3 separate regions of the Homo sapiens genome follow, and all the other regions are linked to region 1. The links are chromatin loops, found by intact Hi-C in ENCODE. Cell type or tissue: A673. All regions are shown on one strand.

The links. Hi-C counts contacts between places; a loop is a spot of excess contacts. Peaks named below come from ENCODE experiments on the same cell type or tissue, not always from the same donor. Only the 100,000 strongest peaks of a DNase experiment are listed, where the experiment ranks them.
Region 2: a loop joins it to region 1, with 2.5 times the contacts of the local background. A loop is called at or near these places in 5 of 110 quality-filtered maps.
Region 3: a loop joins it to region 1, with 2.2 times the contacts of the local background. A loop is called at or near these places in 7 of 110 quality-filtered maps.

What each region holds. Positions count from the first base shown.
Region 1 is chr16:62,031,724-62,039,723 of GRCh38, forward strand. It overlaps CDH8 (cadherin 8), which reads right to left and starts at 4,715. Exons shown (of 12, transcript NM_001796.5): 1 at 4,357-4,715. It overlaps LOC124903777 (a long non-coding RNA gene), which reads left to right and starts at 4,867. Exons shown (of 2, transcript XR_007065217.1): 1 at 4,867-5,054; 2 at 5,490-5,710. RefSeq lists an enhancer at 2,516-3,017. In A673, no CTCF peak of the experiment used is centred here; DNase peaks (open chromatin) are centred at 3,528, 4,178, 4,718 and 7,058; H3K4me3 peaks cover 6,195 bases; H3K27ac peaks cover 1,875 bases.
Region 2 is chr16:61,855,030-61,863,029 of GRCh38, forward strand. CDH8 (cadherin 8) reads right to left here. Exons shown (of 12, transcript NM_001796.5): 4 at 2,090-2,209. Among named protein-coding and RNA genes, the nearest start is that of CDH8-AS1, 59 kb to the right of the region's middle. In A673, no CTCF peak of the experiment used is centred here; DNase peaks (open chromatin) are centred at 892 and 4,162; H3K27ac peaks cover 1,002 bases.
Region 3 is chr16:61,660,845-61,668,844 of GRCh38, forward strand. All of the region lies in intron 10 of CDH8 (cadherin 8), which reads right to left. Among named protein-coding and RNA genes, the nearest start is that of CDH8-AS1, 250 kb to the right of the region's middle. In A673, no CTCF peak of the experiment used is centred here; no DNase peak of the experiment used is centred here.

The DNA.
Region 1 (8,000 bases):
TTGTTTATGATAGGAAATAGCACATGACATTTAAAACCCAGGAAATAAAGCTTAAAACTTGATAAGAAAAAGAAACAGTATTGGCCCCGGTGCTTTGCCATGAAGCAACAGAGATTTAGTTAGCGGCAACATATGGTAGAAGCAGCTAAATGGCATCCCTTGAACTTATTTCTTTTCTGACCTTTTGAAGTTGCCAGGTTCAACTAATTTTCTCTTCATGGTTACATCTAAAGCAGCTTCCAGAGACAGGAACAAACAGTTCAGCAGAAATAGATTCGCATCACAATTTTCTGTAAGAATGAATTGAGAAAGCACTAATAGCCCTTTGGTTAATTAAGCCCTGCTAAATCGGATGATGGCCTTTGTCCATCAAAAAATTGTTCTATTTCATAAACATACGTGTATTAGATACTGGAGGGGAATTCCCAGCGCCACAGATAACATTTTTTGAAAGACTGATCAATATACAAATCAGAGTAGCCAGAAAGGCAAATCAAATAATCTAAGGCAGATGAAATGGCAAAGGGAACATGATAAAAATCTCAGACTTGAGCCAATAAATGAGTTCGTTATCTGGGCACATTTTCAAGAAGCATGCTGTGTATATGTGTGTGTGTTATTTGCGTGCGTGTGTGTGTGTACATAATACAGAGCAACAAGAATTATCATTGGTTTATCTACACCCTCCCACCCTGAGAAGTGTATAACACACCAAAGTTAGGACGTTTTTCTTAATTAAAAAGCAAAGTTAGACCATTTCCTCTGTGAATGCCAATAGCGCTGAAAACAAAAAGAAAATTGTTTTTCTCCACCAGCTACACTGAATAACTTTGTAACAAATATAAAATGACTGAAACCAGTTTCAGCAGCACCACTGAGCAGAATATTTTCAAAAAGAAGTCTTCGGACCTTAAATTGCACCTCTAATAGAAAGGCTTCTCCGATTATGCTTGTCCCTTGATTTGCCAGACACAAAAGTTTGCGGATGGACCAGAAAAGTGTGGTTGGAAATACGAATTGAATGTCACTTTACCCCTTGAAAGCCTTTGGTTTTGCATGGAAAATCTGCTCAAATTGGAATGTTGATAAAGCCGTGAGGTGTGCCACCTTGAGTAGAAAAATAACAAAGATTGTCATTTTTTTCTTTAAAGCATTAATTTACCTACATTGATGACGTTTTCTGAACAGCTGTTGAAGTGTGGGTTTGAACTTTTTAATATGTGCATGTTCTTTTTCCCCACCAATAAACAATGAAAGGAACCTGGAAAGCAAAGCCCAGAGGTACAATTTCTTGAATAGAATCATTATATTCTCATTCTTTGGAGTTTCTGTGCTTTGTTCCAACAATCTGTTCCTCCTGACTAACAAGCAGTATCAGACCTTTGAGTACATTCACATCAGTCTTTACAAATGCCTTCTCAAGTGGTCTTCTCCATCCAGCTGAGCATTCCTGGGCTGTTTGTTTGTTTTGTTTTACATCGATCATGCTGCCATTGGCTACTTAAATTGTGTTCAGTGCTAATTGAGGGATTGCTATAAATGAATACTGTGTTGACCACAGTTCTACATAATACCCAAATAAAGTTGTTTTCCAGTGTAAGGAATTCCTTCCCTTCAGAGTTGACATGTCTACAGCAGGCAAATGGAACTGCTATTCTAGTGAAGACTGCTATCAAATTTTCTGTTCTTTTAGCTAAATTCATGCAGCTTCAAGAACTCAAGAAATGCATCCTACACACCAGAAATGCAGCCAAGAAATGTTACAGAGTCTTGAATGTAGAGATTTACCCATCTTGAAGGCTTTAAGAGACTGTAAATGATAAAGCAGAAGCACTGATTTCTAACAGTAATAATAATTAGTAATGTAAGAACCAATTTGCAGGGAGAATAGATTAAAAAGTTTGAATGACAGCATTACAGCACAAGTTTCAGAGCACATTAGCCAGTGTCTCTAAAACATTTGGCCTATTTGCGATGGTCAGGGGATAACTTGACATTCACTTGGGGAGTGTGGGGATCAGAATGAGGAAGGTGAACTGCCACGGAAGGGCTCTGAATGAAGCAGTCCCCGGAGTTGCTGGAAAGACTCCCCTCTCTGTTTTCAGAGGGATTTTCCTCAACTCCTCGCCTTCTTCAGAGTCCAGAAAAAAAAAAATCAAAGGCGATTTAAAATACTGTGACTGCTCCAGCATGAAATGACTATGTGACAGCGAGCTTCAAATCTGCTAAAGCAGAATTACAGAATATTATTATCAGAATTATTATTTAATAAGGGGGATAGCTCTAGAATTTATTCCAGCCACAGAGCTCGGGGAAGTGGAAAAACATGTCTGGACATGATGATTATGGAGAACTCCCTTTAAGGGAAAAAGAATGTAACCCTAAGAGAACATCCTTCAAAGGTACCACTTCTCTCTGTAGAAGAATCCCACTCCCAGCCCCCACCTCATATATATATCTCTCTCTCAAACACACACACACACACACACACACACGCACACGAAGAAATCCCTGCAACACTGGACACAGCTGATGCAAAGCAATATCTAGGCAGGGATTTTACTGGTATTTAGCATGAACGACAGGGCTCACTTTGCATGCAGTGAGGTGCAGCAGCGAGGCTGAATGGATGGAAAATCCCACTTTCGAATCTTACATAAACATCTTTCCCACATATAGTTTTCCAGTTGAAAAGCTCCTATAATAAAGCCTGAGGTGACAGCCCAAGGAGGGTTTTTAACCATTGAGATGGCTGTCAGGAGTGTTGTAAAGAGAACAGGCGCTTCAAAAGCCAGCCCCCATCCCTCGGATCTGCTTTGCGATGGTACCGGATGCGAGAGGACAGTACTCTCGCTTACCTTCCCTAGCGTCCCCTCGTTCCCATTGTCAGCCCCCAGATATCATGACGCCAGGTGAAAGAAAGCAGCTGATCTGATTAGCAGCTCGGGCGCGCTAAGGGATTGTCGAATCATGCCTCCTAAGGAGGAAACTCTTGTGGAATCTTCAGGAAAGGGTGGTAAAGTTGAAAGGACCTTTCCTCCCTCCCGCTGTCTTGGTGATAAGCTCTATCGTTTAATTGGTGCTGAAGTGAGCAGCTGCCAGCCCGATTTTCCATTACGGACTAATATTGTGCGTTTGCAACAATAAACAATTAATGTGGTTTGATTTCTTACATTTAGCAACCCAAGCAAACAGCTGCCATCTCCGCTGGTGGAGGCAAACGGCTAGTCCTTGACATGCCGCCGGCTCCGTGCCTGCGGGGGAAGGGTCAACCGCAAGGAAACTTTGAGGATTCTGCCAGACTGGGTGGGGGAAGGCTCTGGTGTTTGGGAGGAATAAGCGGAGGAAATTGTGGATACCTGTTGGCATCAGCGTTGGCGGCAGCACGTTTTTTTACCGTTTCCCAGCCTTGGCTGGATCCTGGGAGAACCGGAGTAGGTCCCTTATGAACCTCTTACGTACTGGCAGAACCTAGGCAAGAGCCTTTTTCCCTCCGATCCTGCGAGGGGCGCGACCAGCCCCTCAAAGGTTCCCGGATGAGAAGCGGCCAGACCACAGAAAGCGCAGGTCTGGGCTCAGCTGTCCCTAGGAGAGCGGCTACGGAGTCCCCGGCTTAAGGGGGCCTCCGTGCACGCAATCTCGAGTTGCGGGGAGACACTGCCTGGGGGTCCTGCAGGGGTGCTGGGCAGCGTCTTGGCGAGGGCAGAGCCGCAGGGCGACTCCGGAGCCCGGCAAGTTTGTAGCGGGCACCGCACCTCCCAGAGCTGGAGCTGCCACTTGTGGGAAAGCCTCGCGCTGGGGCTTTCGCAGCTGAGCCTTGGCCCGCAGCCCTGCCGCGGGGGTCGCCCTCCCTCGCCTCGGAGATGAGGCGGTGCAGAAAACCAGCCATAGACCACTCGGGCCCCCTCGCCTCCTTTTTTCCCTGGCTTGCACCCTCCGCACAGCGGGCTGCAGGTGCTTCCCATTCACCGCACGGACCCCGCAGTGAAGGCGCGCGGCTGCAGCCGCGCCTGCCTGCGTTGGGAAGCGGCGAAATAGCCAAGTCGCCGCAGGGAAGGAAACCGGCAGGAAAACTGGAGGGGCACAGCCTGGAGCTTGCTACTCTCTAGGATCTGTTGTCAAAGCAGTTTGCAAAAACAGTCAGGCAAAACCTTGAGGCGTACGTACGTTATCACCCACGGATATCGCGAAAGACACAGCTTAGCCCAGAGCCTATGCTAAGAACCCTCATCCACCATCTGAGGGGCAGGAGGCGCGCAAGGTGTCCGAAGGGGCATGGGAATTCCTATAAGAAACGGTCCCTTCTGGATAGTCGGAACATAGAGGAAAACGGGGGTGGGTTAGGGGAACACTTACTCTTGTGGGGCCCTGCGCTGGCGAATGTCAAGCCTCCAGGTTCACAAATGGCTGGAGGTGCTCGGGGTTAGCTCCCGAGGGCGGCAAGCGCCGACCGGTCCTCGCTCGCTAGGCAGGCGCCTCCGGATTCCGTTCATGCCTCTCGGAGCTACAGGGCTTGGTGCGGAGACGCAGGGCGGGCGCGCTGGGCTCTGGGTGTCCGCAACCCAAAGTGCAGCTGGTGTCTTGACGCTACCGTCTATGCACAAGCCGGCGGCGGCGGCGGAGCTTGGAGGAGGCAGGGAGATTCCAAATAAATCCACTAATTCTGGGCTGAGCGCTCCGGCGTGCGAGCCCGCCTGCCTGCCAAATGTAACTGTGAAGTGATGTGGAAAAGTGAGCCGGGTGCCTCCCCTGACGGATCTCATTGGGCAGAGCGCAGAGGCAGGTCTACCACTTGGAAATTCATGTAAGCAGTCCCCCCTCCCCGCCCCCTCCCCGCCTTCCCCCTTCGCTCTCCCGCGCTGGCTCGATCGCTCTCTTTCCCCCTACCCAAGTGGGCGCACAACTTTTCGCTCCTCGCTCCCGAGCAAGCCCCGCGCGTCTCTGCCGCCAGAGCCACGAGGTGAAGATGCGCCCTTCCGCGCGGTGCGCGCAGCCCGCTGAGGACCGAGCTCCTGGATAAGTGGGCTGGCAGATAATAACAGCATGCGGATGAGGTACCTGCGAGCTTTCTCTCTAGAGGTCTCACCTGAGCTCTGGGGCTGGCGTTATGTTGAAAAGCGTCTCAGTGACCCGCAGCTATTTTCCGTAGGAGGAAGAGGACGCGACAGGGCAAAGGGTTGAGCGTGGGCAGCTTACCTCCTCTTTATTCCAAGGGCCTCTTGCGTACAGAATAGGGTGATTGTGAGACCCCTGCCTGCAACTCAGACGCTATGTAGAGGCTGTGTGTCGCGGTTCTGTGATGGAGCGCATTCCTGATGTCCCCGTGCTCCTTTGGGAAAATGGGATGAGGGACAGCAGAGTGGCAGCCAGGAGGGGCGCGCAGTAGTTGGTTGTGGGGAGGAGGGCAGGCAAAGCAGAACTTGCTTGGGAAATAGGGGAGGAATTTCTAGGTCTTCTCAATGTGCCCTGATCTTGTCATATCCTCTCAGATACCATCCTTGCGGTTCTCCTGCCTCCACCAAGACCTGCCCTGTCTGTGGTCACTTCAAGTCTTCTGATGGGCTGCGCTCAGATCTTGAGAAATGGCCACCCTGGGGTAAAAGGGACCATGAATCAGGAGGTCCAGATTTCTTTTCTTTTTCAACACTGGGGCTAACATGTAGACGATGCCACAGTCATCATCTTCTAATAAAATTAGATAAATATAAGACAAATAAATTCTTACCTTAAAAAAAAAAACCCTCCCCTCCACAGGAGATCCCGATTTAGTCCCTTCCCTGTGTGCACTAGACGTGAGCCTGAGGGTGGATTTTACCATCTGGGGACAGAGCAAGAACAGAAGGGGGAAAAAGGTGCAGGGGACAAGACGCACAGTCTGTAGAGCTTGTACTGTCTCACTCAAATTAATGAGAAAGAGTGAACAGAATGAGAAAATAGGCACAACATGCTTATGATATTTATGCAAATTTGACATTTTTTTGTGTGCTGCATCTGACAACCCATTGTGAAATGTGAAAAAGAGTATTGGCTGTAGCTCTAATATCTGATTGTTTCATGTTCTAGCTGTCATAGGCAAGAAACTTAGTGGATTATTTCAGAGAGGGAGAGGTGAAGAGAACCAAGTGGTATTTTTTTTCCCCCAGGCAGTCACTAAGTAACTGTTTGTTCTCTTCTCAGACTGTGTCTGCTTACAGGGTATTGGAATTGGCTAATTCTGTCTTGGAAAAAGGAGCAGCAGTCAAGGCTCAATCAAATTATAACTGCTGCTAGACCAGACAGTCCCAAGTGGACAAAGAAATAGATCACATTTTGGGTTGTGCTTAATTTCAGATATTCATTTTCACTTGAACAAATAATTTGAACCGTTCCTTGGGGTAACTTCTTACATCTATGAAAACTCAAAAAAACTCATGTGCTACTGAAAGCTGGGGATTGTCACAAGTAACAAACTTGTCTCAAAAAAAAAAAAAAAAGCCAGATTGTTAGACAATATCCTCAAATCTCATTTTCTTAACAAACTATGCTGACATAGTAAAGATAGTCAGAATCCAATGGCTTTTAAAGAGAGCCAGAATCCAATGGCTTTGGGTATCTAGGGTTAAGAAGAGTTTGCTTTGACTCATCTTGTCCATATTTACTCTTACAGCAGTTATATACATTGTCTTCCCTGAATTTTGGTCCTCTGGAATTCAGGGTAACCTGTCTATACCTGCTAATATCTGCTCAAAGCGTTACAATAGGAATTTCCTGACTAATTCTTAAGAGAGGTTTGGATGATTAAGCAGTGTGATAGAGGATTAGGATAATGTTAGAAAGCCCTATAAGGATATTTCTAAAATAATCAGGGATGCTGAAAGACAAGGCATTTATCTCTTTAACAATTCCACCCACTCTTAATAAGATGCAGTGTAATGTCACAATGGTGAAAGCCTACCCCCTTAAGAAAGTGTTTTCTTTTCAACATCCTCTCCAGGGTTACAGCCTTCCAGCGGGAAGAGGACTGTGGTACATAGGCTTTTTAGAATGGCAAGTGAAATTGCATGTGTTGTGGAGCATTGCGGGGGAGGAAGGGTGAGGAATTATCTGATAGGGCAGGAGTATAATTGGAGAAGGAGTTGGGGGGAGGGAGAGAAGATTGCATTCAGAATAACCTTGGCTGACTAATGCAAAAAGTAGAATGAGGCAGGATGTCTCTAGCCTGGGTCTCGGTGACAGGCAGGCAGTTTTGCAGGGGAGTCTACTGTAGAGAGTGAATGAGATGGAGAGGGACTCCATGTAGTAAAATACACTTTTATTTTTTCACTATGGCTGGAATGTTTGTCGTAATTTTGACCAAGGGACACAGTAAACCAAGTGCCCAGCTAGTTGCAGAGTGGGGAATCAGATGGTTCATAGGAAACAGAGCTCAAGAAGAGGGAGACAGTGTTAGGAAGTCTCCAGCTTCTCTGGTTGGAGCAGGAGATGACAGAATGGAACATAACTATTATTTGCTGCGTTAAAATGCAATCTTTCGTCGTTTTCATTCATCAAGATAGAATTAAAAATTAAAACAAACTAAAAACAAAATGTATTTACCATATTATGATTACTGGTAACCTTTAGATTTATTGGATTGCTTGTAATGTGATATCTATGGTGCCAGGTATTATCATTTAAAATAAAATCTCAAGAATATGACATATGAAAAATGACAACTCAAATTACCATGTAATATTTTTCCAGAAATGAAGGGTCCCTTTCCTGTGTTTCATTAGGATGAAGATATCTGAAACCATGCCCTTTATTTGGGGTATGGGGCAAGGGTAAGTAATATGTAACAACTCTGGCATTAAGCTTAAGAAACTTAAATTTTATTTTGGATTCCAATATTGAAGCGTAAGTCATAAGAATTAAAACATTAAGAGAGAAGTTTTGGGGCTGGGCATGGTGGCTCACACCTGTAATCCTAGCACTTTGGGAGGCAGAGGTGGGCGGATCACAGGTCAGGAGACCGAGACCAT
Region 2 (8,000 bases), 180 kb before region 1:
AATTGTGTCCACCTTACTTAAAAACCTCAACTTCATTCACCCAACATTACTAAGAAAATATTCTGTGAATTCTTCAAGTATCATCTATCTCCATTACACTATCCACGATAATGCCAAATAAACTTTCTAAACTATAAATCAGACAATTTGATATCTGTCAGATTGGAAGTGATAAAACTAAAATGAGTTTGTGTTGATATATATACACATTATGCTGAATAAAAATGTAAATATTAAATGTTGCTGACAACAGTTAATTAAACAAATGGCAATCTATATCACTGAAACTTATAATTGTCCAAATCCTCTCACTTAGCAGGGGGCTTTTATTATTTATACCTCATAGTAATTTATTCCTAAGAAACAAATTATCTAAATGACATTACCATGCTACCTTTATTTATGGTGGAAAAAGTCTGTCTTTTGAAATGGATTATGAGATACTTGTAGACTGAGATTAGCCTTTGTGATTTTTTTCTCCCTATATTTAATCCAGTGCCTGGCACACAGTGAATGTGTATAGGTATGTCAATAGGTATTTTCTGGATTAATGTCTATTTTGCAGTGGCAATGGTGAACAAAAAGACCCAATTGAACAAATGGCCAAGAAGAGAACATTACTCAGGTCCATTTTGGCATCTAACACATTTCTGTCTTACAGAAGACCCTGTGCCATAGTTATTACCTATTAAACTGAAGTTCAAAACAAATTTGACATTAGTATCGAAATAAAAAACCAGGGTGTGAGTCCCACCTCTGCTATGAACTCTGCCACTGTAACTTTGGCCAAGTTATAGGACATCTCAAACTTGAAGGCAGCCACCTGCTCTGCCATTTCAGGATCATCAAGGGACCCAAATGAGAAAAAGTTTAGAACAGACTTCCTTCTTGGCTGCGGAAGGATATATAATTATACCCCTAATTAATGTGTTTTACAAGAGTTCTTTCCTGTTTCCAAATCTAAATTCAATTTTACGCCCTGACCTATTTATATATAAATGTACTTTTCCTCAGTATTAAACGTATTAAGATTTTACCCTTTGAATTTAAAAGAAAAAAGCAGGGGTAGTCTTTAAATTTTTAATTTAGTTAATAACTGAATTAATGGTAAGTCATAGAAATTTATCTCAACAGCGCTGAAAAGTCATGAATCAAAGAAATAATAATATATGTATATGTGCCTGTACATTGAATTTTTCTATTTGGAAACTTACATACAATACCACTGGATATAGAAGAAAATATACAAAAAAAATTGCTTTTTAAACAATAATTGTTCTTAATAATAGTTTTTAAATGTGCTACAACAAAACTTCACAGGATTTACAAGTCAGACAAAATATGTTTGATCTCTTAATATACTGTTAAATTAAAACATTAAAAACATATATCTTCATTTATTAAAAACTTATTTTTATAAAGCTATTTTTTAACCTGGTTTAAAAAGGCTGTTTGTTAGATAACTTACTTCATGGCTTATAAAATCTGTACCACCAGATCACAGGGTATTAGCTGGATTTAATATTGACCATAATAATATCTTCATAAGAGCTCTAATGGATATATATGTATTGTGTTTTACAAGGAGGAATCTAGTAGCAAATGTAATAATATCTAAAGTGCACTGAATGATTACCACATGACGTGCACTGTGTGTTTGGTATTTATTGTTTTATCTGATCTTCTTCACAGTATTATGTGGTACGTTCCATACCCATTTTACAGATGTGCAAATTGGAACTTAGATACTTTTCAAGCATCACACAGCCAATAAGCAACTGAATTTTCACTTAAATCTACTATTTAAGTTTCTCTGATATATAAGCACATTCTTCCCTTTATTCCAGGATGAAAAATGGTGTCAGATCATGTGTTAAATAGGTGATATCCTACAAATGCTCTGTGATTTGTCGTAATCAGCATCAAAAATGGTTGTAGGGCTCACTGTGTACCTCATGTCGCATATTCAAATATTATTGATGCAGGCAGTGAAGTACTTACACATAATATTTCATAACCCAAATCCCAAGAAAAGCATTTCCCTGAAGCAAAAACATGGCAAATATAATTCGAAATTTAGGCCACAAACCTGTTTCAGGCTCAATGGAAAAATAAGGCTGCCCTTCCAATATACTATAAACCAACTTTGCACTGTTTCCATAAACTGGGTCATCAGCGTCGGTCGCAGTGACGTTAGTGACAGATGTACCTAATAAAATAGAGAAAGAAAAAAGATAATAATTAACACATTGTCCTTTGCCAAGAGCTACATTTTGTCAAGTATTTTATACAGAAATCCATGTGTAGGGAATAAAAGGAAAAGAAATCTTTTTAAAAAGTTGAAGATAAACTGCTCTCTCATAACTTCAACAATATCTAAGTCTTTTAAAAGAAAGAGTCCTGGAGTACTATATAAAGATACTTTTAGTATCTGTATTATTTAAGATTACTTTGTAGCTTTCATTTTAAAGATAAGTATTAGAAGCATGCAGGCTTGGGGAATATGCAAAGGAATCCTAACAAAGGAATATGAAATATAAGGTTAATAATATAATATACCATGTCACATTTACGTCTTACAAAAGTACAACTAAATGTACCTGGAAAAATTGGCTGCTGAAAAGCTGTACAGAAATATCAAAAGAATATTTTATACCATCTTGTTTAATTATTCAGAATATAAAATTAGATCTGAGTCACCAATTAATCATCTTGCTTACATAATTAGGCATAATGGATAACAGAATCATAACCTTTTTTTCAAATTTATTTTTTATTCACTCATTCATTCAACAATTGAGCATATACAGTTTGCCTGTTATGGAGTATATATATAAAAATATAGGGGAAATTTAATGCCAAGATGGGGAGCGTTGGCTTTACCCTGTAGGAAATAGGGAAGAAATTTCAGTTAAAGAGCAAACCTATACATTTTGGATTTAAAGAGCAACCAAATCTCTATACATTTTGATGCCATTAAAAAAAATAACTTCCACCTGCCTCCCCAAGTATATTGTTGGCAGACATGTAAATAATCAAACACACACACACACACACACATACACACACACACAACAAATCTTTACACTCAAAAAGCTCGCAGTTCGAGGGGGAATAAGAGGAGGAAGGGTCAAACAAATAGAGAAGGAAATTCAGCTGAATGCAGTAGCACCAATTATGGATCTCTCACTTAGTCCAGCACAGACAGGGTGATCAGGAACATTTTCTAACAGAGGTTGCCTTTGAGTTAAATCATCAAAGAAAGGTAGAGTTTAACCAGGAGAAGGAATTCTAAGCAAGAACATAAACATAAGAAAAGGCAAAGTAGTGGGAGAGACTATGGGAAGTTCTGGGAACTCCTGAAAATGGAAAGAAATTGAAAAAGTCTGGTGTGGTAACAAGAATCACATGCTGTGAGGTCAGGGCCAATGTCTTCTTCATGCAGCAAGTGCTGGAAACATAATGGTTATTGAATATACCTTTACTCATTGAATAAATGGGTGAGTGAATAAATTATCTGACGATTTAATGAGAAACAGCAGGCAGGTGTTACAGATTAGTTTCCTTGGAAGTAGACTCTGAGATAAAGACTTCTTGCTAAACTTTCACTGGAGAGCATTTTAAATCAATATCTATGGGGGGAGTGAAAAGGACAAAACTGGACAGAAGCATCTGGGATGTGATGCAGTCACAACGAAAGCCTCATTGGACTCCATAGGGCTCTAGAGATGGCATGCCCGTTGAGGAAATGGGCCAAGCTTTTATATTCCAGCAGGAAACAGTTACAGCATGCAAGATGCCCCCTGAGAACGGAGCCTTAGTCTTGGCCCAAGCAGCTCCCTTCAGGGGAGGACAACTACAAAATGGTGGCAGGGAGTATCGGTGTTGGGCTGTCAGAAATCAACATGTTCAGCAGCAACTAGGGGAAAAGCAGCATACCTCAGTGTTTACTGAAATAGGGTAGAACTTTAGCAAGATCTAGTCCGTCAATATCTTTTGGAAGTGTTTTGAATTACAGTCACTCCAAGTGAAAAGATAATAATAATATTTGTTGAGCAGTTGATAGTCCTGTAAAATTGGAATTTCTACTCAGAATGATGACTCAGAGGTTCTACAAAATCTGCAGTTATAAAAAAATGCAACTCAATGCCTCTTGTGTAACACATTCCACCAGATGCAAGTAACTCATCAACTAGCTAGCAAAAATGAACACATGAGAGTACAATAGTTGTAGCTATTTGAGTATTACATAAGATGCAGAAGAATTGGGAGTAAAACCTTCTAGGTAAAAGGAAGATAGTGAGATAAAATTGCCAAAAAATACTCAGAAAGAGGGATGACAGGACAGAAAAAGTCTGCCACCAAAGCTAAGCCTGGACATGAAATTAAGAAGAAAATATAGGGGAATTTTCATGCCAAGATGGGGAGCACTGGCTTTACCCTCTAGGAAATATGGAAGAAATTTCAGTTAAAGAGCAAACCCATATTGTGGGCCACTCTCTCTGTTAGGGCCTCCGGATTTAATTGGAAGTAGAGACACAGATTAGGAGACCAGACTTGTTATGAGGTTACAACAGTAGTTCAATTAAGAGAGGATAAAACATTAACACTGGGTAATGACAATAGAAGTGGATATCAACGTTAATTTCCCTGTTTTGATCTTTGTGGTAAGGTGTTAAACTGAAGGTAAACTGAGTCAGGGGTTGCTATGGTTTGGATGTGTCTCCTCCAAAATTCAGGTGTTGCTAACATAACAATATTAAGAGGTGGGGCCTTTAAGAGGTGATTGGGCCATGAGGGCACCTCCCTCACAAGAGATTAGGTGCTTTTGTTTTTGAGAGGGAGCCTTGCTCTGTCGCCCAGGCTGGAGTGCAGTGGTGTGATCTTGGCTCACTGCAACCGCCTCCAGGGTTCAGGCGATTCTCCTGCCTCAGCCTCCTGAGTAGCTGGGATTACAGTGTGCTCCACCATGCCCAGCTAATTTTTGTATTTTTAGTAGACACGTTTTTCACCATGTTGGCCAGGGTGGTCTCTATCTCGTGACATCGTGATCTGCCCACCTCTGCCTCCCAAAGTGCTGGGATTACAGGTGTGAGCCACCTTTCAGTGCCTGATTAGGCACCTTTATAAAAGAGCTTAACAGAGGGAGAGACAAACTCCCTTTCATCATAAGAGAACACAGTGTTCCTCTTCTTCAGATGACAGTACGAAGGGCTTCACCACATGCTGCACCTTGATTTTGGACTTCCCAGCCTCCAGAACTGTGCGAAAATAATTTTTTCTTTATTAATTAACCCGTTTTAGGTATTTTGTTATAAGCAGCACAAGACAGACTAAGACAGGGGTATGTAGTAACTATTTTTGCAACTTTTCTGTAAGTCTAAAATTAGTCCAAAAATTAAAGAAAAAGAATGAATAATAAGAAAAAGACACCAGAGTTACCGAAAGAACTAACAGAGTTCAGAGACTTATGAGAAAGATGTCTCTTCATGTAGAAGACCATATAACAATTTATTTTTTTGCTTTGTTTTGTAGTCTAGTGTATTCACTTTCATTTTTTAAGGAGAAATTATGTTCCCATATTGTGAAGTAACACATTATCAGAAAAAAAAAATAAGTCAAGATGTAATATTCAGTATGATATTAAGTTAATGAATCTGAGAATTTAGTTCCAGTCACTGCATATGTAATCGAAAAAGAAAAGTGAACAAATTGTCAAAACTTCCTGTCATTACCAAATTTCCTTCTAGTGGGTGACTCTTAAATTAGGAAATGCCTTCACAGAGAAAAAAACATATCCAAATATTTTCTGAAAAACCGTGTTGTTTTATTTATGCACAGGCTTCGTGCGTTTGGTCAGAGTAGTATGGGGTTAACAGTTTTGAACATAAAATAGTTCTGACGTCTTCTGAAACGCTTATCTGTTTCTTTGAGCAAATACTTTAACCTGTCTTAGCCTCAGATTTAAATCTACAAAATATAATAGGGTTATTGTGAGAATTAAACAAAATAATATATGTAGGTACCTATCACAGAAATAACAACATGCTAAGCCAGTGAGTACTAAATGTCTCTGTATTAGGTTTTACCCTCTGAAAAACAGACCCCTAATGTCCCTTCCAGATCTATGGAATAATAAAATGGAGACACATTTCTAAAAAATATTTTCAGGCAGTTTGATACAAAATAATAGTTAAAAATGCCTGTAGTGTGCACCAAACTTTTTAAAATTTAGCTTCATCCATTCTCCCTAGAGACACTAATTTCTATTGTGATTACTTTGAAGAACTACTATTCAGATTCGTTTGTAAAGTGAAGTATTCTTTTTTCATACTCCATAGTCATGCAAACTGTTTCCTGTTAAATGGAAGATAGGATATTTTCTCTGGAGCTTACAAGACTGATGATGAACATATCTATTTCTGTTGATCTTATCTTATTATGAGAGGCAGCCCATCATGTTATTACTGGTGCTGGAGTAAGGGGTTGGGTTTCTATCTTCTACATGCTCTGTGATTCAGCTTTTCATATGCAAAGACAAACAATTTTTATTCTACAAGCCTCAAAGTTTTGCGTGAGGATCACATGTAATCACATGAAGTATAGAAAAGTGGTTGAGAGGATACATGTGGAGTCAAAATGTCTTCAACCAGAACATTTCTTTTACATTTCATCTCCAACATTTACTAGCTCTGTGTTCTTGGCCAAGTAACAAAAGTTTTCCAAGCTTTGGTTCCCTAATCTTTAAAAAGGAAGGTGAACATTATTGTTACATCATCATAGCCTTGGTGAGATAATTATATGGATTACTGTATGCAAAGAGCACAGAAGAGTTATTGACACTACGAGCTTACTGTCACTATTGTTATATTATGTGTGTATACAGGTAAAACTAACAAACTAATCTTTTACAATTTTAGATGGTAGTGAATGCTTTAATTTATAATTAAGTGTAGTTTTGCATAATGGCTTTGACAATAGATTTCATTAAATTTGGGGGGAAACACAAAAAGACAATCTCAAATGTAGCAATATATCCACACGCTTAGAAAGAAAGTGATTTTGTTAGTAAAACTGCTCAAAAGAAAACACACACAAACACCACTCACACACACACACACACACACACACACACACACAGTATCTCATTATCTCATTCTTCCATCCAGTCTACTAATCTATCTCACATCACCTTTCTCTTTGGTATAAAATTGCTCTGAGAGCAAAAATAAAAAGTATTTTATAAACAAAAGTGTACTATGTAAAAGCTTATACATTAAGCAGGAGGCTAGACACCGGGCACATCATCAGTACAAGTTTCTCATTGTTATTTGAATGGATGGCATTTTGAATGAATGCCATATCTCCCAGTCCATGCCAAGATGAACTACTGGGCTGGGGACTGCAACAGAGCTAAGACAAGCTTTTACCCATGTACTCATCCAGAATATTTCTGCCTGATGTCTGGCTTCCTGGAAATCCACATCCTTCAGCTTTAGACATCTGAAAATGAAAAGGCAGCACTACTTTCCGTCAAGGACGATATTTCTCCTAATAGTGACTCAAGACTGTTGATGCACCTGTACACTGGAATAGATGTGTGTAGAGGTTTTGTGGGTGCATTTGTCAAGTGATTGCCCATGGGGGAAAAAATGGATGTTTCGAGGTTAATCTTTTAGCAGAAAAGATTGCTAGTCAAGCAGCAATGCACACTTCTCCATGGATATGCATACAGAATGCAGACCACGAAGGCAAATTGAAATGTGTAAACCTTGCAGGATAATGTTTCTTCAAAGCTGCAAGTGTTGGTGTGTGATAAATAGGACCCTGAGTAATACCCAGGAAATATAACAACCAGGATTCTCTGTTTGTGTTTTCATTTGGAACTGTTTTTGTCCCTTTGTCAAGGATACAAGAGACTCATTTAGCTAGTGACTATAAATTTGACACTGTGCCATTTCTCCAAGAAAGCCCCTATTATAATCCAACTTGATACTGAT
Region 3 (8,000 bases), 370 kb before region 1:
GAAATAAAGATATTCTCGGATGGACAAAAAAATGAGAGAATTTGTCACCAGCAGGCATGTTTACTAAGAAATACTAAAGGAAGTTGTCTTCAGACTGAAAGCAAATGACCCCAGATGGTGACTCAAATCCACATTAAAAATAAAAAGAGTATCAGAGACAATAAGTATCTACTTAAAAAAGACAATATAAATGCATAGTTTTTCTCCTTTTTTGTCTTAACTGTTTTACAAAGCAATTGTATAAAACAATTATGTTTTTCAGCATAAAATATCTATTTTTTGAGCATAAAATATCTAGAAATTAAAAAGTAATAGTGGCATACTCTAATATCTCACTTTCAATAATAAATAAAACAACGAGGCAGAAATCAAGGTAGAAGGTAGAAGACTTGAAAAACAATACAAACTATACCTAACACTGTGGAACACTCAACAACTGTATAATAAATATTCTTGTTAAGTGAACTTAGAACAGTCTGCACTGTGAACTATATGCTAGGCCATAAAACAAACCTCAATACATGATAGAATGATAGAACTAATCCAAAGTAGGTTGTCTGACCACAGTGGAATGAAACTAATAATAGGAAGAAATTTGGGACACTCATAGACATGTAGAAATTAAATAATGCACTCTTAAATAGCCAATAGATCAAAGAAGAAAGCAAAAGGGAAATTTAAAAAAATTATGAAACAAATATAAATAAAGATACAATGAATCAAAATGTGTGAGTTGCAACTAAGTGAGTCCTTAGAGGGAAATTTATAGCTTTAAATATCTGTATTAAAAAAGCAGAAAGCTCTCAAATCAATAACCTAATTTTTCACCATCAGCCATATAAAAAGAAGAGCAAAATAAGCCTAAGGCAATCAGAAGAAAGGAAATAAGGATTTAAAGAGCAAATTAGTAAAATAGGGAATAGAAAAATATATCTGATCATATTGGGGGTATTTCTATATAGTCACACATTCTCTGCAAATAAAGGATTTTATTCATTCCTTTTCAAGTATTATTGTTTTCATTTTTTAAAAAAAATCTTAGTACACTAATGAGAACTTCTAATACAATTTTGAGTACAAGAAGTTATAGTAGGCACCTTTACTTTGTTTCTGATTTTTTTAAAAAAGAAAAAGCCTTTTGACTTTCAACAATTGGGAAGAGGATCAATGGTGTTTCTTGGAAGATTTTTTAATTGTCTGTTTACATGCACTCTTTTTTTTTTTTACTTTAGTTTTACTTTAGTTTTTTTTTTTTTTTTTGGTTAATTTGTTTGTTTGTTTTATTTGCTGTCAATAGTGTAAAAGGAAAGAACAGTCATATAAGTGATAGTATCTTGGCTGTTCACTACCTCTAAACTTGGCTTCAATTTTACTCATACGTTATTCAACAATCTTCTTTTCAGTCTTTCATGTTTTCATTGTGTATCATCTTCTTGTCTCTGAATCTTAGCCTGCCCTCTCCCCTTATAGCTTCCGCTTATTGTTTTTATTGCATTTGTTTTATCTTTTTGAGCAGAGTAAACAGAGAGTGTGTCCTAATAATGAGATGTTAGATACAAGAGAGAAATTTTTCTAGAAGTAAAAAATATATGAAAAAAGAGAGGAAATGATCACTGAATCCATAGTTACATACTACATTATTTTAAAAAAAGAAATCTCTTGAAGTTGAGGGTAAAACAACAGTTTCCAAAAGATAGAAGGATATGCTGACAAGATCAATTTAAGAAATGGGCCGATCAGTATCAATTGCAATTCTCTAGTGGATAGAAAATACTTAAAAAAATAAAGAATAACAATATAATAATTAAAACAATGCAAATTAAAAATACAATCAACTATATCTATATATAGTAACTATATTGCATTAGGTATTATAAGTAATCTAGAGGTGGTTAGACGTATATGGTAGGATGTACATAGAGTATGTGTAAATACTATGCCATTTTATGTAAGAGACTTTGTGCACCCATGGATTTTGATATCCACAGGAACCAATCCCCAGTCTATACCAATAAGCAAATGTATTCATATTCCCCATCATTTCTCCCAGTTAGGGATTTTCCTGTTTCCTCATTCTTTTGTAATGCTTTACAGATAAATAATATACCAAGAAAAAAGAAAAACTCAATTTTCAGGAGCTTGCTTTATTCTTCATACCCAGTTGTTTATGACTGACTTTTGTACAAAAGATCTTCATGGGGACTTAAAGTGGGCTAAGAGCACCAGTCATGCATCCAATGACAATATTCCTAAAGTGGTAGTAGAATTGAGTTTCCTTCTCCTTGGCTGAGAAATACAAGGTATGTGCCAAGTAAATAGTAAAGAAGAGACCAAATGAACAAGAGCTCTTTTCAAGTACGTAGACTTGCTTAGTTTCAGGCAGCAGAGTACAGTTATGTAAATATGTATGAACTTTTATTCAGATTATGATAACAGATTGATTATGAACAAAAATATTTAGTTTTATTCTTAGTTTTGTGTAATTGTGTTTTTCAAGTAATTTGTTAGGTTTTTACTGAATGTTATGAGACAATGCTAAAGGCAGTCATCTTACAATTAATCCTTTATAATGTTTATGCATTACTCTTGTGAAGTTTTAGAAAAAAATAGATACTGTTAAATAAAATGTATATGTTTTATTTCATTAAAATATAAGCCCCTTGAGGCCGACTTGCCTTAGTCACAGTTCTACTCCCAGTCTGTAGCACAGGACTTGGCATAGAGCAGGAATCCTCATAACATTGGTACCATTGTTTAACCCACTTCTATTTGGAATGGTTTCAGTTTTAAGGAACTGAACACCTAACTGATTCATTAGAACTAAGAAATATTTTTAAAAGTTAGAAAATGAGACAGCAATGAATATCTATCTGTCTGTCTACATACCTAACTACCTATCTATCCATCTCTCTAATCTTATAAGAATTCCTGTTACCGAACAAAACCAAAATTGAGTAAACACATTATTCTGGAAAAATTATATCAAATAGAAATGGATAATAGATAAACATGTATAACTATATATATGTGTGTGTATGTGTGTCTTGAGGGGGAGGGAAACAAGGAAGAGAGAGAGTACATTTAGAATTTCTGCACTTGATTACACATTAGAGATTTGAGTTTCTTCCCCCAAGGTCTGCATGGTTTAGCCTCTGTCTTGTTCTCCAGCTTCATGTGCTGCCACTCTTCTTTCTCTGTATGTTCCAGATATCCTGGCCTTTTCTGAGTCAAACATCTTCCCTCCTCAGGGCTTTCATATTTGCTCTTTATTCTGCTTGATAATCTCTCTACCTCCCCTTAGCCATAATTTGAATTGTGAAGATGTATGTATTCTTTATATCGATGCTCAAATATCACTTCTTTCTGTATAATTTCTTTCATAAATTGTCCCCAATATCTCCAGATAAATGAGTTACATGATGTTACAAAAATCTTTATATTTTTATCAAAACACTATTACAAAGAAATGATAGAGTAACGGAGATAAGACAGACATTAGAGGTACAGAAATAAACTCAGAAACTTCCGAGTAACAAATAACCAATTGCAGATGCATAATGAGTTTTCAGCAAATATTTGCTGAATAAATAAATGAATAAGTAACCATAAGCTATATTTTGTGGGCTTAAATTTATTTCCCTTCATGTTATTTGTTGTAAATAGTTATATGTGGTTTAAAATAAATCAGAGAGAGGGAGAGTTCAATTTCAGGCTATTGGAAAGCATATATATCCTGGGTTTGTGTATGAAAATTTAAGAGAAATATTGATGGTTTCCAAGCCTTTCTCTGGGCATGACTCATATCATGAAACATGAGCAATAAACTGAGGGCGCTTAGGTTCAGATAGAAAGAGGCTTTAGAGAGGAAAAAAAATCCAACTTTTATTAAAATATTGAGAATACCATCATGTTAAAGAGGTGCATACCAGAATTCTATTTTACTGAAGTGAAATTGGATATATTAGTCCTATATTCAGAGAGGGGCACACAGATTGAACAATTATCTCCTATAGTTAGTCAAGGAGAAATTTCTTCTTTGATTATTGATATTTCGTCCTTGAAGCATTTGGAGTTGGAAATCAAGGGATATTCTTTCACACAACATTAATATAACATATCATTTTTCTTGTAGCAAACAAGGAAGTATTCGTTATCAACTAAATACGTAAATAATTCTTCTGTTGAAGCTATAACCCTCAGTTTGCCTGCATTTGGAGATGGGGCCTCTACAGAAGTAATTAAGGTTACATAAGGTCATAATGGTGAGGCTCTAATCCAAGAGAAATAGTGTCCTTATAAGAAGAGACACTAAAGACCTTCTGCTAGCTGTTTCTCTCTGTGGGCACACAAAGAAGAGCTCATGTGGGCTCAGCCACATACAAGCAAAGAGAAGATCCCTCAGAATGAAAACTACCTTGCATACCCCACACTTACAGTCCATGAAAAATTAAAAAGTCTATTTAAAGAAAGTGTGGCACATATACTCCATGGAATACTATGCAGCCATAAAAAAGAATGAGTTCACAAAAAATGAGTTTCTGAGCAAACTAACACAGGAACAGAAAACCAAACACCGCATGTTCTCACTCATAAGTGGGATTTGAACAATGAGAACACATGGACACAGGCAGGGAAACATCACACACCAGGGCCTGTCAGGGGGTGGGGGGCAAGGGGAGAGAGAGTGTTAGGACAAATACCTAATGCACACAGGGCTTAAAACCTAGAAGACAGGTTGATGGGTGCAGCAAACCACCATGGCACATGTATATCTATGCAACAAACCTGAACGTTCTTCACATGTATCCCAGAACTTTAAGTTTAAAGAAAAAAAAACAGATAGACTGTGCCTATCTGGATAACTCTTCACTTTTATCTGTGTAATTTATCCCACAGTCTGAATTTATTTTCCTTCCTTCCTTCCTTCCTTCCTTCCTTCCTTCCTTCCTTCCTTCCTTCCTTTCCCTCCTTCCTTCCTTCTCTCCTTCCCTCCCTCCCTCCCTCCTTCCTTCCTTCCTTGCCTCTTTCCTTTCTTTTATTTCTTTCAGTTATAGTAGTCCTCCCTTATCACAGTTTCATTTTCCATGGTTTCCGTTACTCACAGTCAGCCATAGTCTGAAACTATGAAATGGAAGATGCCAGAAATAAACAATTCATAAATTTTAAATTGTGCACTGTTCTCAGTAGCATGATGAAATCTTTCTCTGTCCCTCTCAGTCCCACCTGGGATGTAAATCGTCCCTTTTTCCGGCATATCCATGCTGTATGTACTCCCTGCCCTTTAGTCACTTAGCAATAATTTTGGTTCAGGTTGAAAAAACACAGCACATACTCTGTGTGTGTGTGTGTGTGTGTGTGTGTGTATATATATATATATGTATATGGTTTGGTATTATCTGTGGTTTCAAGCATCCAGTCTGGGTTTGGAACATATCCCCTGCAGATGAAAAAGGGAAATACTCTATTCTCTTTGTATGTTTAATAAAACAGGATTGGCCATTATTATTACTGTTAGTGTTTAAATATCTCAAGTTCTTTCCACATATTTTTTAGATAGAATAAAACAGGCAAACCCAAATTCTCTATTTGTTTTAGTGTACTTCATCTGTTGCCCTGATACAGAAATGTTACTTTGGACTAGATCCTATTTATTTAAAATTATTGAGCTATGACTTTTGGTTGTCCTTTTAGATGCAAACAAGAAGAAAAAGGAGGCAGAGTTAATGAAGGCACTTGCCAGGCAAATATTTATGGCAAAATAAATAGATGAAGAGAAGATCAGTAGGTATTGTGCCTTGCGAGAAATGTTGCCTGACATTTGACTTGCAAATTTATTTCAAATTTTCTTGGTTAAGTCAAATGAAATAAAAATGATAAGAAGGTCAAAACAAAGAAAAAAATGCCACTGTGTTTAGTAGGTATGGACAAGAGATTTAATTAAGTTCTTATCACCGTGTTGTGTCTGTTGTTTATTTATAAAAACCCAGCAAAGCAATAAAAATACCAAATCCAGAAATTTTCAGCATATTAGAAGGATATATGTACAGTAGTATCCAATATTTAGGAATATGAACAAATATTATAGCATCCACACTTCATTTATACCTTTCTACTCTAAATAATGAGTCTTGTTGGAAACAGTTGCAGTGTAATGAATTAATAAAAACTAAGTCTTTGTGAAGCCAGTCTCCTTCAGTACCATTATAACTTCCTACATAATTAATTGAAAGTGTACCAACATACTAAATCTGCCACGAGCAACTGGATATTCTAAGCCACCTAATTAGATCGTTGGCTTATTTGTGACTGCTTTCCATTTTCTCATTAGATTTTCTGTCATGCCACCTGATGTCAATAATCTCCATTTTTTTGGAGTGTTGACTCATTACCAAATATTATAATATTTAGTAATGTGGTATATCTAGCCATAAAATATTGGAGCAAGGTCCACTTTGGCTTTGGAAAAAAAAAATCAACATCATGGTGGATTCCTGTGGAAGTTCCTAGACTAACACCAAACTGAATGTTTACCCAACAATTTACAATTATACACAAAATGAATTAGAACATTTTAATACAGAAGATCACTTGGCAGGCTCTTTCTGCACTGTAACCATCTAGCAGTAGAGTTCTGTAAATATCTGCATGATTGTCATTTTGGAGTGAAAATGGACAGAGAGTGGGCTGTGCTATTCACTTTAAAAAACCCAGGAGTCATCAAGTGATCTATGAAACTTAAGCAGAGAATGGATTCTCCTCTAGAGTTTTTGAGGAGAGCATGGCCCTGCCCACACCTTGATTTCAGATTTCCAGCCTCCAGAAACTCTAAGAGAATAAGCATCTGTTGTTTTACACTTTCCAGTTTGGGATTATTTGTTACGGCATCCCTAGAAAATAAATGCAATAAGAAAATCTGATTACATATATTTATGATTTACTGAGTCACAGCAAGGCATTCTTATTCCCATTTTACTTATGAGGAACAAAGTTTTTGAAAGATAAAATGAGATGTTCAAGGTTTCTCAGCTGGAGGCTAAAAATTACAACCTAGTTCAGTGTATTTTCTACACTCTGCCTTTGTCACCTTAACAAAAATTACCTCAAAAAACAAGGGAACATAGACTCTAAGACATTTTTATTAAAGCTCAAGGATAAGAGAAAAACATATATGGAGGGAAGTTTTTCCATGTTATGACACCTTTATTAGAGACAACAAAAAGCGAAGTGGACAAGGCAACTGGTGGACAAGAGTATAGTATTTGATTAAAAATATATCCAACACTATACTCTATAGATCTAAATTCCATACTTTGAGCCTCAACGTAACGGAGCATAGCATACCATAACACAGCAGAGCAGAGCATAACCATGAATTAATTATGAAAAAGTTATCATTTTTGGTATGAGAGAGGAATGCAAGTATCACAGAATCCAAGTTGCATGCTAGATTCAATCACAGTGCCCAAGGTCTGGTGTGTTTGATGATTTTTTTCTCTGCTCTTAATTAGTATGCTTGCTCTTACTCAAAATGCTCCACGCACCTTTTGCAGATCCCTTAATGCTCAGAGGAAAGGCAGGTTTATTCCACCTCAGGCATTGGGGAATGAGGGATGAAGACTAATATTACTTTCATTTTATCTGAGGAATGCTTGCATTAACTAACCCACTAAAGTGAAAACTATTCCAATAAACAATTTCTATTGTGTTTGAATGAAAATTTTAAAGCTTTTATAAATATCAACAGATCTAGAAAGAATATTTTATCTATTTGGATTTATGAAGAAGGGTAAAAAATGCATTTTGTCAGCACATAAACCACTTAGGAAAAAAAAAAAACAAACACACACCAAGGCCTTTAGTGGAATTTCTTGTGACAATTTGAGAAAACAACCTAATAGCAGGTAAATATCCAGACATTAGAAAGCTTGCATTATCAGAAGAGCAAATTCCCTACCATGTCTCTATGAATTGAATAGGTGCCTCTAAATATTTAAGAAACT